Linked DNA regions of Homo sapiens: region 2 is linked to region 1. The links are chromatin loops, found by intact Hi-C in ENCODE. Cell type or tissue: mammary epithelial cell. All regions are shown on one strand.

The links. Peaks named below come from ENCODE experiments on the same cell type or tissue, not always from the same donor. Only the 100,000 strongest peaks of a DNase experiment are listed, where the experiment ranks them.
Region 2: a loop joins it to region 1, with 17 times the contacts of the local background. A loop is called at or near these places in 17 of 110 quality-filtered maps.

The regions. Positions count from the first base shown.
Region 1 is chr20:56,167,531-56,175,530 of GRCh38, forward strand. It overlaps LOC105372680 (a long non-coding RNA gene), which reads right to left and starts at 2,251. Exons shown (of 4, transcript XR_936893.3): 1 at 1,615-2,251. In mammary epithelial cell, a CTCF peak has its summit at 3,751 (motif pointing left); no DNase peak of the experiment used is centred here; H3K27me3 peaks cover 240 bases.
Region 2 is chr20:54,677,662-54,685,661 of GRCh38, forward strand. No RefSeq gene overlaps it. Among named protein-coding and RNA genes, the nearest start is that of DOK5, 210 kb to the left of the region's middle. In mammary epithelial cell, a CTCF peak has its summit at 3,358 (motif pointing right); no DNase peak of the experiment used is centred here; H3K27me3 peaks cover 222 bases.

The sequences.
Region 1 (8,000 bases):
CACACGTGTTCCTAACTCCGGCTGAGAAAATGAGATCCAAGAAGCAAGCTTGAAGAGAAACTCCACGTGGATCTATCTAGATCAGTGCTTCTCAACCTAGAGGTGGTTTTGGCCTGCAGGAAACATTGGCAGTGTCTGGGGACATTTGTGCTTTTCAGGACTGTGGGGGGCAGGGGTGCTCCTGGCATCTAGTGGGCAGTGGCCAGGGACACTGCTAGACATCCTGTAAGGCCCAGGACAGCCCCCACAACAAAGAATTATTTGGCCCAAAATGGCAATAATGCCAAGGTTCAGAAACCAAGGTCTGGAACAATAGTGTGTGGCAAAGGTCAGCTCTCTAATCTACAAACTCTCTTTTTCTTGCCAAGATCAGAAACATGATATATGTAGGTCATGATGTTTTTCCGTTTTTCAAGTGGCAAAAAAAACCCTATGCAAGCCATCTTAAGTATAAAATGGGACTTATTGTACAAATAATTGATTAGGCAGGGCAAAACCCAGAGGTTCTAATGATGCCATCAGAAATAATCTCAGTATCTCTTTCTGTCTCCCTCCCCTCTTTCTTCCTTCCCTCCCTTCCTCCTTCCCTCTCTCTGTTCTTTTTTCCTCCTTCCTTTTTGTCTTATTCTGAAGTAGCCTCGCTCCTTGTGGAGGCTATAAAGAGCAACAGCTTATGTTCTGCTAAATTGATAACCTCAGGGCAAGAGCACTCCTTCCTGATACTTCATGTCATGATCTAGCAATTGGCTGGATTTTCCAACCTAGGTGACTTGACCACCCCTGAACCAATCACCATAGCCAGGAATGTAGCACTGTCATTGGTCACACCTGAGTCAGGCGTCCACCTGTAGAGTCAGGGTGAGTAAACCTACCCAGAACCATGGACTGAGATTGGGCTCCAAGGGAAATAGGGATGCTCTACGTGTAATTGTTTATTCAATCCTCACATCAGCCCTGGAACAAAGATAATACATTGTATCCATGGACAGGGAAGTCCCATTGAGAAGACAGCATGGCAGCATGACTGGGATGTGGTGTCAGGAGCCAGGCAGCCCAGGGTCAGTTCCCAGCTCTACAACTGACGCTAGGCAATGGTGTTTGGTTTCCTTGTCTGCATAGTGGGAAATGGCTTGTTTTGAGAATCAAATGAGTTAATACATATAAAGGGTTTTAAATCATGCCTGGGACAGACAGAAAGCCCTTGATAAGTGCTGGTGGTTGTTTCTGAGAATTAACCCAAGCAATCCAAGGGGTGCTTTTCACGTAACTTATGTAAGTTTTCTGTTAACTTGGATCGGATTTTATAATCCCATCCAAGTTTACAGAAGAAACTGAAATCCAGAAAAAAAATCTGACTTCTTTCAGATCATGCAGGTCTGTGGCAAATACAGGACAAAAGGGCCCACTTGTCCTGACCCCTGTCCAGGGCTCTTTTCACTGCCCCACGGACCCTTTGGAAGATTCAGTGCACTCTAAATTCCATCAGCCCCAACAGGTGGCCATCCACCCTGGAAGCCAGCCCATGTTGATTTTATAAACTTTCCATCCACCATGACATGCTGGCCTCCCCAAATATAAAGCATCCCCAGCCGTGATAGGGGTTGAGAGCCTCACCTTTCTCAGTCAACTGGGGGTCATCCTACTCCCGTGGCTGCACAAGGGGGAGGCGGTCACAGTTTTAAGGTTCATTCACACACTGCTCTGGCTTTCCGGCAGCCTCCTTCACTCTTTCTCAGGCTCCCTGGAAACCCATCAGCCCCATGATATTTATTACCTGCTCCTTCCATTTATGAGTTAGTGATGGAAAAAGAGAAGCTGTGTACTTCTTTCAGGCAGCATGAGAGGCAGAGAGAAGAAAAGGTTATGGCTGTGTTTACTTTACTTAGTGCTGTTTTCCAGGCTGCCTCCCAATTGACGCTCAACAGCAATCCAATAGCATATTATTAACCAAAGAGCTTTCTCAGATAAACACCAAACAGCTGCTATAATGACACACGACCTAGGTGGAGAGGCAAAGATAAATGCTAATTTTAAAATTAAATTGCTATTTCCCTGCATGTCTAAGAGAATGGGAAAAGAATGATGGGAATAAGTGATAGGAAGTAATGATGTAAATGGAACTGGGTCGTCTCTACCCATCCACAACGAGGTCAAAGAGAAAGGGCTGAGACTGTCTTAAGAATTAACATTATTGAACGTTTAACACATGCCAGATATGATGCACTGTGATGCACTGTTGCATTGTTTCATTTAATGCAACAACCCTATGTAGATATAGGTGCCTTTTTTTTTTTCTGAGACGGAGTCTTGCTTTGTTGCTCAGGCTGGAGTACAGTGGCGTGGTCTCGGCTCACTGCAACCTCTGCCTCCCGGGTTCAAGCAATTCTCCTGCCTCAGCCTCCCGAGTAGCTGGGATCCCAGGTGCATGCCACCACACCTGGCTAATTTTTGTATTTTTAGTAGAGACGGGGTTCATCATGTTGGCCAGGCTGGTCTCGAACTCCTGACCTTGTGATCCACCCACCTTGGCCTCCCAAAGTGTTGGGATTACAGGCGTGAGCCACTGCACCGGGCAGATATAGGTGTCTTTAGGATGGATCGTGATATGGTTTGGCTGTGTTTCCACTCAAATCTCATCTTGAATTGTAGCTCCCATAACCCCATGTCATGGGAGGGACCTGGTGGGAGGTAACTGAATCATGAGGGCAGGTTTTTTCCATGCTGTTCTTGTGATAGTGAATAAGTCTCATGCCATCTGATGGTTTTATAAAGGGCAGTTCCCCTGCACACACTCTCTTGCCTGCCACCACGTAAGACGTGCCTTCGCTTCTCCTTTGCCTTCCACCATGATTGTGAGGCCTCCCCAACCATGTGGAACTGTGAGTCCATTAAACCTCTTTCCTTTATAAATTACTCTGTCTTGGATATGTCTTTATTAGCAGCATTAGAAGGAACTATACAGCTCTCCATTCTACAGTTGAGAAAACTGGGGCTAAAAGAGATGAAGTAATTGGGACAAAGTCATAAGTGGAATAAGTGGAGAGGCCAGGATTTGAATCCTGCCAGACTGGCTCCAAATCCCATGAGATTAAGCATTATGCTAAATTACCTCCTGGGCCTGTGCAGAGGGCTGTAGCATTTGTCAGATTTGAAGGTATATTTTGAGTTAATCTGTCACTTACCTAACAAAATATTTACCAAGTCCCAGTTGTTAGCCAATGAGATGGGAATCACAAAACGACCTAGAACACTCTCTTGCTTTTTTCTAAGAACAGCTTACACATAACCTTCCAGAGGGAAATCAGGACTCTTCTGAAAGAAAGACTAATACAGCACATCAGTTGGAGGTCCAGCATTTTCTTTTTGGGTTACCAAGGTCCATTCAAACCTGGAGACCATGTAGCTCGGTGGTTAGGCCGTTGAGAGACCCAAGTTTAAACTCCAGGTTCTCCTCTCATATGCTGGATGCCATCTCAGCAAAGTGACACAACCTCTTTAAGCATTTTTCCTTTTAGCGTAAAATAGAGAAAATAATCATATCTACCACTTGCGGTTCTTGTAAGGATTAAACAAAGATCTTTATCATTCTGCTGAAGTTCGAGTTTGCCTGCAGGAATTAGGCTACTGACTTCTACCCTGCTGTTCTTAACTGTCAAACATAGTTTTGCCATCACCCAAGTGTCCCTGGCCTAAGCATCCCTGTAGCCAGTCATGGAAATCTTTTTGTTGCAGCCTGTGCCCTCTGGTGGAACCTAAAACCATCTGCACCCATTGCTCCAAGGAGATGGCTCAGCTCAAGCCTGGTGAAGTTCCACGCACAGTGCAGCTGCACAGTGGCATCAGTGGATGCTATCATCATCATGAAATCCAAACTGATTTCCCTACTAGGAATTGGAATAAGGATATTGATAGGGCTGTCTTTCTCCTTCCTCAAAACTCCTCACACTGGTGGGCTGAGATCTCCTATAGTCAAGTTACCTCTGACTGTCCTAAGTCTCCATTCAATACAGTAGTTAGTACAAACCCTGCCCGCAGCAATAATAGCCAACATTTTTAGCACATAACTAATCCCAAGCACTGAGCTAAGCACTCCATAAACATAAGCCCAGGGAAGCCTCAGCACATCATCACAAAGTAGAGATGGTTATCATTTGCACTTTACATGTGGAGATACTGAGGCTCAGAAAGGGCCTTTCTCTTGCCCCCAGATCACACTCGCTGGAGGTAACAGAACTGGACTTCAAGCCAAAGTCTGCTGGCTGCAGAGCCTGAGATCACAGCCATTCTGCTAGGGGTCAGAGTCTGTCTGCAGCAGTGAAGGTCCATGGCAGCGTGTTCCTGGCTGCTGCCTTCAAGTGCCCTTCAGAAAAAGTGAAACTCACTCTAAGAATCTCAGAGGCTGAATCAAAAGCCCCCTAGTAATATTCTGTGCCCTCTAGGTTTCTAAATCCTGTTATCCTCCAGCCAAGAGGCGTGGCTCAAGCATGTCTCCACCTGTGATGATTAGCATAGCCTGTCCTCTGTCGAGACCCAAAGTCAACACTTGACTACATAATTGCTCTATTAGTCTCTTTGAGTCAAAAAAGACCAGCCGGTGCGGTGGCTCATGCCTGTAATACCAGCACTTTGGGAGGCCAAGGCGGGCGGATCACGAGGTCAGGAGATTGAGACCATCCTGGCGAACACGGTGAAACCCCGTCTCTACTAAAAACACAAAAAAATTAGCCAGGTGTGGTGGCGGGCCCCTGTAGTCCCAGCTACTCGGGAGGCTGAGGCAGGAGAATGGCGTGAACCCGGGAGGAGGAGCTTGCAGTGAGCCAAGATCGAGCCACTGCACTCCAGCCTGGGCGACAGAGCAAGACTCTGTCTCAAAAAAAAAAAAAAAAGAAAGAAAAAAGAAAAAAGAAAAAGACCTCAATCCAGTGGATTAAGAGGGGGAAAATGCCAGTAATAGGCACATACAATTGGAAAGTTCAGGAGTAGAGACTGTTAAAGCAAACTAAATATGGCCTGAGAAGGACTCTGTACTTCTATATTCGAGTCCTTGTGGACGAACTGCAATCTAGCTTAGTAAGTAGACAAGACTGAAAACCTAACTTAGGAGTAGGCGCCTGTAACAATAGCTGAGTCTTGGCCAATCCCAGCGGTCATACTTCAACTATTCATACACTGCTGAGTGTTCAGACTGTGTTCAAATAAAGCAAACGCCAAGCTGTAACCAATCCAGCCGTTCTGTACCTCATTTCCGATTTCTGTACGTCATTTCCGATTTCTGTACGTCATTTCCCTTTTTTTCTCTATAAATCTTCTTCCACCATGTGGCTGCGCTGGAGTCTCTGTGAATCTGCTGTGATTCTGGGGGCAGCCCAATTCGTGAATCATTCATTGCTCAATTAAACTCCTTTAAATTTAATTTGGCTGAAGTTTTTCTTTTATTAAGGCTAACTCAGAGAAGGACCCAAGCCCTCAAAGGGCTCCTGTGACGTCTACCCCATGCTAGGTGTTGGCTTTATTCACAGGTATGCTTTCCCTTCCCAATAGCAAAATGGCTGCCAATAGGCCGAGGCAGACACCCTAGCAGCTCAGCAATCCCTGTGGAAACTGAGTTTCTCTGCTCTGTAATTTCAGCAGCCATCTCAGTTTGCACTCCATTGGTCCACTTGGAGAATCACATGCTAATCCCTGAACCAATCACTTCCTGCAACCAGGAAGTATAGTCATCTGAGTGCACAGAGCTGGATCATGTGAGCAGCCCTGGGACCTGAGGATGGGAAGCTGGGAAAGCACCATCCGAGAGGGCCCAGACAGAGACAACTGGAGGTGTGGCCCCTCACATAGAAATTGAGGGAAATTTCCTCAATTCTTCCCAGATGGAAATCTTCTGCTGGCACCAGAAGCAGCAGCATTAGATGCCAGACAGACAAGAGCCACACTGTCTCTTTTCTTCACTCTCCCAATCAAAGGCACATCATGCCAGATCCTCTTTCCCCTGACTCATTTCTCCTGACTTTATCCTATGATTTGCGAAGCAGCACAATGTAGTGGACGTTGTATAACTCCGGGGATACTTTAAGAGAGGGAGGAGGGGAAGAGAGAGAAATGACTTCATTCTTTTCCCAAAGTTTTGCGGCAGCTCAGAGGTCTCTGGTTTATGGACACACATTAAAGAATCTTTTCATGAGGACTGTTTTATGTGAGAAAGCCATTTGAGCAAGGAGGCACTTGGCTGCTCCTTCTAAATGAAAGTTTTCAATTAGTCTGAAGAAGTTAATTACATCGTTCTTTAATAACTGCACTTGTGATTCTACAAATCCTCTATTAATTGATTCAACCATATGCCCCCAAACTAAGAACCAGCAAACAGGTAGAAAAAGACCAGGGAAGAAGAAAGGGGGGTGAGAGAGTCAAAGATAAAGAAGGGCTGTATTATCTGCTGGGTAGACAAGTTATAAAGGCAAGCGTGGGAGAATTCTTGAAAATTGTGGGTGGTGAGAGATTTGGGAAATTCATCCTATAGATCAAATAACCTTTGCAAGCTGCTTGCAACATACACAATACTAGCAGGATGCACTGTGCAGCAGAATCTCAAAAAGAAAGCAATTCTATAGAGCTTGATCTAGACAATTAAAAGGAGCTACTGAATCCAAGGTAGTTTTGGAAGAGGCTACAAATAGCGACTTTTCTGTTTTGTAGAGAAGATCATTAAAGGGGAAGTCAGAAGCCAGGAAATTCCAGTCCCAGCTTTGAAAAAAAGCCGCTGCTCCATTCACCTGAAGCTCACAGTTGTAGGGATATTTAACATAAGCATCAAACTGGCCTGGGTTCAGATCCTGGCTCTGCTACTGCCTAGCCAGGTGACTCTCGGCATGGCATTTCACCTCTTTGAGTCTCAATTTCCTTATCTAGTAAATGATAGAAATAAGCTTATCTATATCACAGGGGTCTTGCAATAGTTAAATGATTAAATAATGCATACAAACTGTTGAGCATTGTTCTAGAACATGATAAGGATTCAGTAAATACTCAGGATTGTGTTCGTCGGTTGTTATCCTAATAATATTGTGTAACAAAGCACTCCAAAGCTCAAGGACATCCAACAACAAGCACCAGTCTCTTACACACACATCTGCAGGTTCGCTGGAATTGAGCTGGGCCTGGTTTCAAGATGCAGGTTGGGTCCAAGTCCACTCCATGTGTCTCTGATCCTCCTTGGACTTGTGGCTACTGAGGCTTGTTCTACTCATAGAGAACAGCAATAGCTGAGTAGGGAAACTCCAACCACAGGAGCAAATTTCAAGACTCTGCTTACATCTGCTAACTGGCCATTGGCCAAAGCAAGCCACATAGCCAAAACGAAAATCAAGAAACAGGGAAATATACTCCAGCCATGGAGCTAGGAGGGAGGGGTTTATATTTGCCAAATAATTAACTAATCTAGCACAACCATTTTAGTTCTATTTGATGGGCACACAAATTATTGCCCAGCAAGCCAGGATATGATGAGTATCAAATGAGAGGTTGTTATAGACTGACTTGAGTACCTCCCAGAATTTATATGTTCAAGCTCTAGCCCTCAATATGACTGTGTTTAGAGATGGGGGTCTTTAAAAGGTAACTGAAGTTAAATGAGATCATGGTGGGATCCTAAATGGTTTGGCCATTTCCTCACCCAAATCTCATCTTGAATTTACTATAATTCCCACTTGTTGTGGGAGGGACCCGGTGGGAGATAATTAAATCATGGGGGCAGTTTTCTCCATACTGTTCTCATGGTAATGAGTAAGTCTCATGAGAGCTGATGATTTTATAAGGGGTTTCCCCTTTTGCTTGGCTCTCATTTCTCTCTTGCCTGCCACCATGTAAGATGTGCCTTTCGCCTTCCACCATGATTGTGATGCCTCCCCAGCCACGTGGAACTATGAATCCATTAAACCTCTTTTTCCTTATAAATTACCCAGTCTTGGGTATGTCTTTATGGACAGCGTAAAAACGGACTAATG
Region 2 (8,000 bases), 1.5 Mb before region 1:
ACCCTTTCCCAAGGGAGATGGCCATGTCCCTGATCCTGGCACTTGGCTCTGTTGACATGACAGAGGAATAAGGGCTAGGGTGGGAGTGGGTTTCCACATACCTCTGTCCTGGTTAAATTGTACAGTAGGGATGGCTCTCAGTCTGCAAGCTTGGACAGACCAGAAAGAGACATTTTTAACTTTCCTTCCAATTAAATGAAATTCCTGTCTAGGCCCCCATCCAGCTGGATGGCTAGATAAATGGATATCAGCTACCATCAGGGCTCCCACATCAGCTGGGTTGTGCAAAGGTCCTAGGGTCCTTTGCTAAAGCACTAAGAAGGGGCTGTTGGGTACCACTGAGATAACTTCTGCTTCATTTGATTGTCCTCTGTGGTCCAGCACCTTAGCCAACTCTTTTCAACTTTTAGGGCACAGAAAATTTCAGCAATACTGGAAGTCCCTGTTTGAGACAGAAGACATGGAGGTGACACCCATTATAAAAGGGGGTATCGTTTTAAGTCAAAGGGATTTAATCTCTAATTAGTACTAATACATTACTTCGATAATTTGATTAATTGATCTAAAAAATTAATCCCTAAGTCTGAAAAAATAATCTAAGTGGAATTGTGTTTCCTTTCATTCAATTAACATTCTGCTTCTATCCTTTTTGGAAAGAGAGCATATAAATAAATAAATACGTTCATCTTCATTAAACATTGAGCTCATGGTTCTCCAGTGCATAGTGAGCTGATGAAGACATTGATGTATACTGCAGCTGCACACACCTTCATAGAGAAGGCAAGCAGAAGCACAGCTCTGCTGCAGTGTCAGTAAGCACAGACAGGTGGGCAGCAACTGAAATTTGAGTAAGGATGTTTCTCTCACTGCTGCAGTCATAGCAAACTGGTATTGTCAGAATGACCTCAGGTGTGGGATACTAAGTTCTCTCTGTGAATTATGCAGGAATGAGTTGTCTCCTTTCCTTGTCTTCTCTAGTGTGAAATAATAAAAAAAAAAGATTCCTAGATTCATTTATTGAGAAATATTTATTGAAGTCTGCAAAGTACCAGGAATTTCCTATTCTTGTGGATATCTTCACTCCAGTGAGACAGATGATAAACAAATAATCAAATAGAAATAACTGATGGTTTTAAAATGAAACACGGAATGATTTTTAAAATAAGAAAAGAAATATCTGACAGTAATAAGTTTCATGAAAAAGTTATAGTCAAATGGTAGAACATGGAGGAGGAGTGTTTTTATGTGTTGGGGAAAGAGGGTGTCATATAAAATCTTTTTTCTTTGAGACAGGGTCTGGCTTTGTCACCCAGGCTGGAGTGCAGTGGCATGATCGTAGATCACTGCAGCCTTGACCTCCTGGGTTCAAGTAATCCTTCTGCCTGGACCTCCCAAAGTGTTGGGGTTACAGGCATGAGCCACCGCACCTAGCTCATGTGCAATCTTGAAGAACATTCCAAGCAGGAGCGATGGAAAAGTGCGATGTAGCTGCATCCTTGGAGTTTTAACAATAGCTAATTCTTACTGAGAATTAATTTATATAATACATAAATGAATAGACAAGATAAAAATGGTTGTGGCTCACACCTGCATTCCCAACACTTTGGGAAGCTGAGATGGGAGGATCACTTAAGCCAGGAGTTTGAAATCAGCCTGGGCAACAAAGCGAGACCCCATCTGTACAATCAATCCTCAATAATAATCAATAACAATCAATGAATAAATAAGAAAAAGAGTTTCCAGTGTCTGTTGCATAGGCAAAGCGAGGAAGGAGCAGAGGCCTGGGCTGGGCAGGGAAAGCATTTTGAACAAAACTCTTGTGGGAGGTATAGAGCTTCTTACTGCAAACCAGGGCTTGGGAATTCAAATGCTCACAGAGGCGTTAACACAAAGAAATAAAGTGCATTGTATGTGTGTGTATTATATGGATATGATTCCCAAGAAATAGGCTTTCTGCCATCATTTTTTTGAATATATGCTCTGTTTGGGCTATTACTATTTCCTACTTCCTTTTTCTTTTCTTTTCTTTTTTTTTGAGACAGAGTCGCCCAGGCTGGAGTGCAGTGGTGCCATCTTGGCTCACTGCAAGCTCCGCCTCCTGGGTTCACGCCATTCTCCTGCCTCAGCCTCCCGAGTAGCTGGGACTACAGGGGCCCGCCACCACGCCCAGCTAATTTTTTTTTTTTTTTTGTATTTTTAGTAGAGACGGGGTTTCACCATGTTAGCTAGGATGGTCTTGATCTCCTGACCTCGTGAACCGCCCGCCTCAGCCTCCCAAAGTGCTGGGATTACAGGCGTGAGCCACCGCGCCCGGCCACTATTTCCTACTTTCAGTAGAGACATAGATATAAAACATATTTCTCAAATGTAAGAAAAAGCTCAGAGCAACAACTGAAATTCAGACTCAGCATTAATGAGACAACAGAATATGCTGGGGACTGTGGAAAAATGGGAACAAGTCTGCTCCCTGTGGAGTCAGCTTTGGCAGGTATTAAGAGTTTTTAGAAATTATAGAAATCCTGAGGTGGGGTTGCCGGCACATGCCTATAATCCGAGCTACTTGGGAGGCTGAAGCAGGAGGATCACTTGAGCCCAGGAGTTCAAGATCAGCCTGAGCAACATAACAAGACCGTCTCTAAAAATTAAAAACAAAGAAAAGAAATTGTGATAATCCACATTTTTATGTGAAATCTGATTTTGAAACAATGGATATTGTTTTGTTTTTACAGTGTGCACGTCAAAACCACACCTATCTCCAGGCCGGATTGTCGCTGTGGCTTCTGGCTTGAGACCTTGGCATAGACATTTAAGAGCTCCAGGAGCTCATACCTTAGTTAAGGAGAAAATTCCAATAGCTCAGGAGCAATGAGCAGATTGTTTTTTAATCTCCCTTTGCCTATGCAACAGATACTGGGAAATCTTTTTCCTATTAATTATTATTGATCATTATCGATTGATTGATTATTGATTGTCCATCTTTTGGCATGCACGGAGTATTAGAACGTCACAGGAGGGAGAAAGCAAACAGATGTGGGGGTTTTGATGAACTCAAGAAGGTGGGTAGTGTACGAGCCATTAAATAATAGGTAAAATAGGAGTAAGTAGCAGCTAGAACAGGTGTTTCTGGAAGACCATATCTAGGAAAGACAAGCGTTGTAGTAGAACAAAGAGTTTGTAGGAGATTGATCTCCTGGGAACCAGATATATATAAGGGACTCTAAAAGGTCAGCGAGTAATTTGAAACCTGACCTCCTTCTATTGTCTGGAGTTCGTTCTCGCTGCCGGCAGCTAACCTCTGTGGTCAGGTTTGGGTTTAATTTTGTCTTTTGCGTTGTTTCAGAAATTGCTGGTGAAGACATTTCCCGCCAGGTGGCGATGTTCTCATTTGGAAAAAAAAAAGGCGCAAAAAAATGAGCAACTTTCTTTGTTTAATGATGCTGGCTGGATTGTCTGATCCCCGCCTAAGCCTAGGTTTATTAAAGCTAATAAAATAAAAACAGCTTACACACTTTTCCTTTCCTATTTATCTTATGGCACTTACTTCAGTTTGTGCCACGCCAAGCCCGTAATGTTTATGTCTGCTGCGGTTGCTAGGCAAACTGTATACAAGGAGAACATCTGTATTATTCTAAGGATTGTCTCTGGAAGCATCGCTGAAAAGAAGCATGAGTTAATAGGTGGTCAGAGAACTATGCTGAGAGTGAGGAGAAAAAAAATGAGCTTCCTCTTCCATATTCCAGCTTCTCAAGGCATATGGATTTCAACAGAAGACCTGCTGCAGAAAACCTGTTTATAACAAATAGAATATGGAACTATTTTAAACAGATAAGTTTTCAGAAGCTCAGCCCAAGAGCACCCAGCCAGAGGTGAATGGGCATTGGATTTGTCAGAGGCCAGTCAGCAGGGGACAAAAGCCAGAGCTGTGACCAGCTGTGGCCGCAGAAGGAGGGACAGTCAGCAGGCAGAGTTTAAAATTGTCATTTATTTCTTTGACCCCATGTAGATTTTTTTCCACTCCAAAAACACAGCATTGAATCCAGACAGTTCCTTAGGAGGGCATTGCCAGCCCTCACAGCAAGTAACAGTTCTAACGGTCCAAATTTCTTTGCAGAAATTATTTTCTTTTTGTTTTCTCCTTCCTTTTTTTTTTTTTTCTTCTTGCTTACACAGGCACTGGTCTGGCCCCTTCTGGAAGGAAGCTGGATAAGCCTGTCCCCTGTTTCCCCTGCAGCTTTTCTCTTGAGAAAGAGAAATAGGACTGTTCTGGGCACCATATGTTTTTTTCTCACCGTCATCCTTCTCAGCATGAAGGAAGAGGTTGGGCAGGAGCTGTGCAAAGAAGGAGAATAAGTTCAGGGGGCAGGGGAAAGGCACTTGAAAAGGCAAGAGATGGGTGCGGCTCTTCTGGAAAACAGGCAGATCTTTCTTCTGCCTCTTCAGCTCAGCTTGTCCCTGGCTGGCTCTGACTTTGTGCCCTCTTCTTTGACGTGGGAAGGATGATGGGCGCCAGCTCCTGTGCCGGGGGTGAGGAACTGCCTGAGAAGTGCTTGGTCTGAGGCCAGCAAGTGCAAAGTGTGCAGCAGGACTCGCTCCATCCCCTTTGATGTCAGGAATGAGTGTTAAAGTGATCTGCTTCGTGTATACCGCTCACATGTGCTGACCTGTGCTTCATTTCTCTCCTGCACAAGGCACTGGGGGGCTGAGATCCTCCTCCTAGCCCCAATTCTATTTTCTTCCTCCTACTTTTCACTGCTTTACCCAATTCTGGTTCTTATTTGTGTATATTCAGAACCTGCTTCTCTTCCCCCAGTGGGAATAAATACTGTGTTCTTCGTTTGTGGAGCATTTCTTGCCCTTCGCCATTGGCTCCTCACAGACCAGTGTCTCTCCATCTCTCTCCCTCTCTCCTCCACTGCTTTGCTATTGAATGGAAAGGTGATGCTAGGGACCAGCTATTTCCAAGCCTGCTGGAGCTCCCACTGGAAAAAAAAAATCCAGGCAAGCCTGCTTCTTGTCTGCATATCTGCACCAAAACCCCCTTCTTTGAGCAGACCTGGACCCTGCTGGGGTGGGGAGGGGTAGAAGAATGGGGAGAGCGAGCGAAAGATACAGACCAGGAGACCTGCCTCTAGCATCTGGCTGGAGAGAGGTGGCACCGTTCTTTGTCCCAGGGGGTTCTGCTGGGCAGTCACAGGGCGGGCCCAGGTGGCATGGGCATCCTCCACTCTGTCGCATTCTGCCCATAAGCTTCAACTATTGCCTCCTGACTGTAATTTTGATGTGCACCTTGCCCATAAGACTCCTTGTCTGCAATCAGCTGGTCAAGTTTATTGCTCAACTTGTGCCTCTGTGTTTGTTATTAGTGGGTCTAGCTTCTGGAGGTTTCAGCTGACCTTCCTAGCAAGAAATGCCAAGACTGAAAACCAGGGATGCATTCCCCAGTACAAAGGAGTGTGCAGCCAGCTAGCGGGGAGGCCCCACTGACCCCTGCTCACTGGGTACCACATACCTGCAGGTCTGAGGATCTCACTGGCCTGCTTGGTAATAATCTGGCATCTAGAACTTCCCAAACAGGCTGTACTGAAAGGGCTGTTTGCCAAAGCGGCTGGCTCTCTGAGCTGTCTGTTCTGGACTGCGATGTTACCCATGATTTTACTTTCAGGGCATGAGCTTGGGTTCAGCTACAAGGCTCAGGTGTGGTCTTTCCCTCTTGGCAGGGGGGATGGGTGAATTGCCATTTTCAAATCCCTGCCTGTGCCGAGCTTTGTGGTTGGCAGTAGTCTAGTCCAGTTGCACCAGGCTGAGCCTCATTCATTCAACAAACCTTGAGAGCCTCCCTGACACTCTTCTGGGCACTGTGGATTTAAGATAAGCAAGATAATGTTCCTGCTGCCATGGGCAATTTATTAGAATGGGAGTGGGTACAGGTAATAAATGGTACCTAAATAATGTGTCAGGTAGCAATAAGGCTAGGGGAAAAATGAAGTGAGGGAAAGGGGTGATCAGGGAAACCTGAGCAGAGAGCTGAGGGAGTGAGCCAAGTAGTTCTTAAGAGCTGGAACATTCCAGGCAGGGGGAGCAAAAAGTGCAAAGGTCCCGAGGTAGGTTTAGGAGGAATGCGTTAGAGCAACAGCAAAGAATCCAGTGCAGCTGTGATGAAGGTAGCAAGGAGAAACTGCTAGAAAAGGATGCTGGTGAAATGAAGGTAGGAACAAGGAAGCTATATAGGGCTTTGCAAACCCTGGTAGGGCTTTTGTGTCTTGTTTGGAGTGCAATATGAGGTTTCTGGAGGGTTTTGAGAAGAGGTATGATCTAGTACTTTGGCATTTTCAAAGGCTCATTTATTTTTCTCATTTTTTCTAATGGAGAACATGGTGTGTGAGTGTGTGTGTGTGTGCATGCAAGCACACGCATGTGAAGTTATGTGTATATATCTAGGTATGCATATATATTCATATATACATACAGTTAGGTGTATGTTATACATATCATTTGAAAATAATTGGAGTCAGTGTCTATAAGCCCCCTTTTCATTAAAGCTTTGCTACACACAGATCCCTATTCCTCAATTTATTTATCTATGAAAGTAGTAAACTCATTGTGGAAGAAAAAATGGGAGCCCAGAAACCCTTTGAGGCTCTGACACACCCCATAGGCTCCCTTGTATGTCTTAGCAGTGTGGTAACTTACACTCTCCCTTTCCTAGGCAGGAGGTAATAGCAGAGATGCTTGAGATGGTAGGGGGAAGGCTGGAGAGGGAACAGATCACCTGAGCAAGGCAAAATGACTTTTCAGATGTCCTGATAAATGTATTGCTCCATAAGAACACATGGGAAGGGCTGGTGTTCATCATTACACACCATGCTCGTTTCTCCACAAATGTAAAATGACTCAGGAGAGAGCCTTCTGGTGTTAATGAAGGACTACGTGTATTTTTAGAAGCATGGAGAATTAAAGAGGAGATTCACAATAAGATCGCAGGATGTTTTAGATAGAAAGTGTGTGTGTGTGTGTGTGTGTGTGCATGCGTGCATGTGTGGACATGTTTTTAAGATGGAGATTTCTGCAAAAATAGCTCTTATTGAAAACAGATTTTCAGATTCTATTTTAACTAATCTTTTTTTTTTAAGTTTCTGTGGAGCATAGTTTGTCCACATCAGGGAAATGCTCAGGTATTTTTGGCCAAAAATTTTAAAAGTTGGCTGCAAATCTATTTGTTCTACCGTAAGTATCCTCTTAATCGACCATCTATTAAAAGTTGACCGTAACTTACTGGTGAAACTGGACTCATCTGAAAGTATTTTTATAGATGCAGGGAGGAGTTTTATGAGCTTTTCTTTGAAATCTTTTAGTTAGGGGATAAACCCAAGGCTTCTCCAATCAAGTTCACCTGGATTCAAATGTTTTATAAATCAAAGTTGCATAACAGGACACTTCTGATTTCCTCTTAATGTGATTTGAATCAGCAATGTATGGAACATCAATCAAACAGTCTCTGTCAGGAACCTATGCAAAATCCCATCATTTTAGCTAAATACGGAGGAAAGAAACAACCAAAAGTTCAATCAAAAGTTGGCTTCCACAACAGCTTCCTCATGAGTCACTACAGTGACTCTTGCCCAGCTGTCGGCTCTAATCCCCTCTCCTTGCTACAGCCACTGGTGGTGGTCCTAAAAGGCCTAAATGACGAAGTTCTAAGTCCTTAAAGGGTACCTGGTGGTTGTCAGGCCACACCCTTCTTCAGGCTCACCTGAGCTGCCTCCTCTGTGGAGTCTGTTTCAGCCACAAGGATGTCCCACTCCTCTCTCCATTCCTCCCCCACTTCACACTGCCTGGCTCTGGCTCATCCCTGAGCCCCCACATGCTGAGTCTTCTACCCTTAGTGATTCCCCAACTCCCCCACCTCTGCAATGAATTTAATTCAAGCAGCTCTTTCCAGAGACACGTTTTCTGACCAGATGGCAGGACATTGAAGCCCGTTCTATGCTTTCTCTGCATGG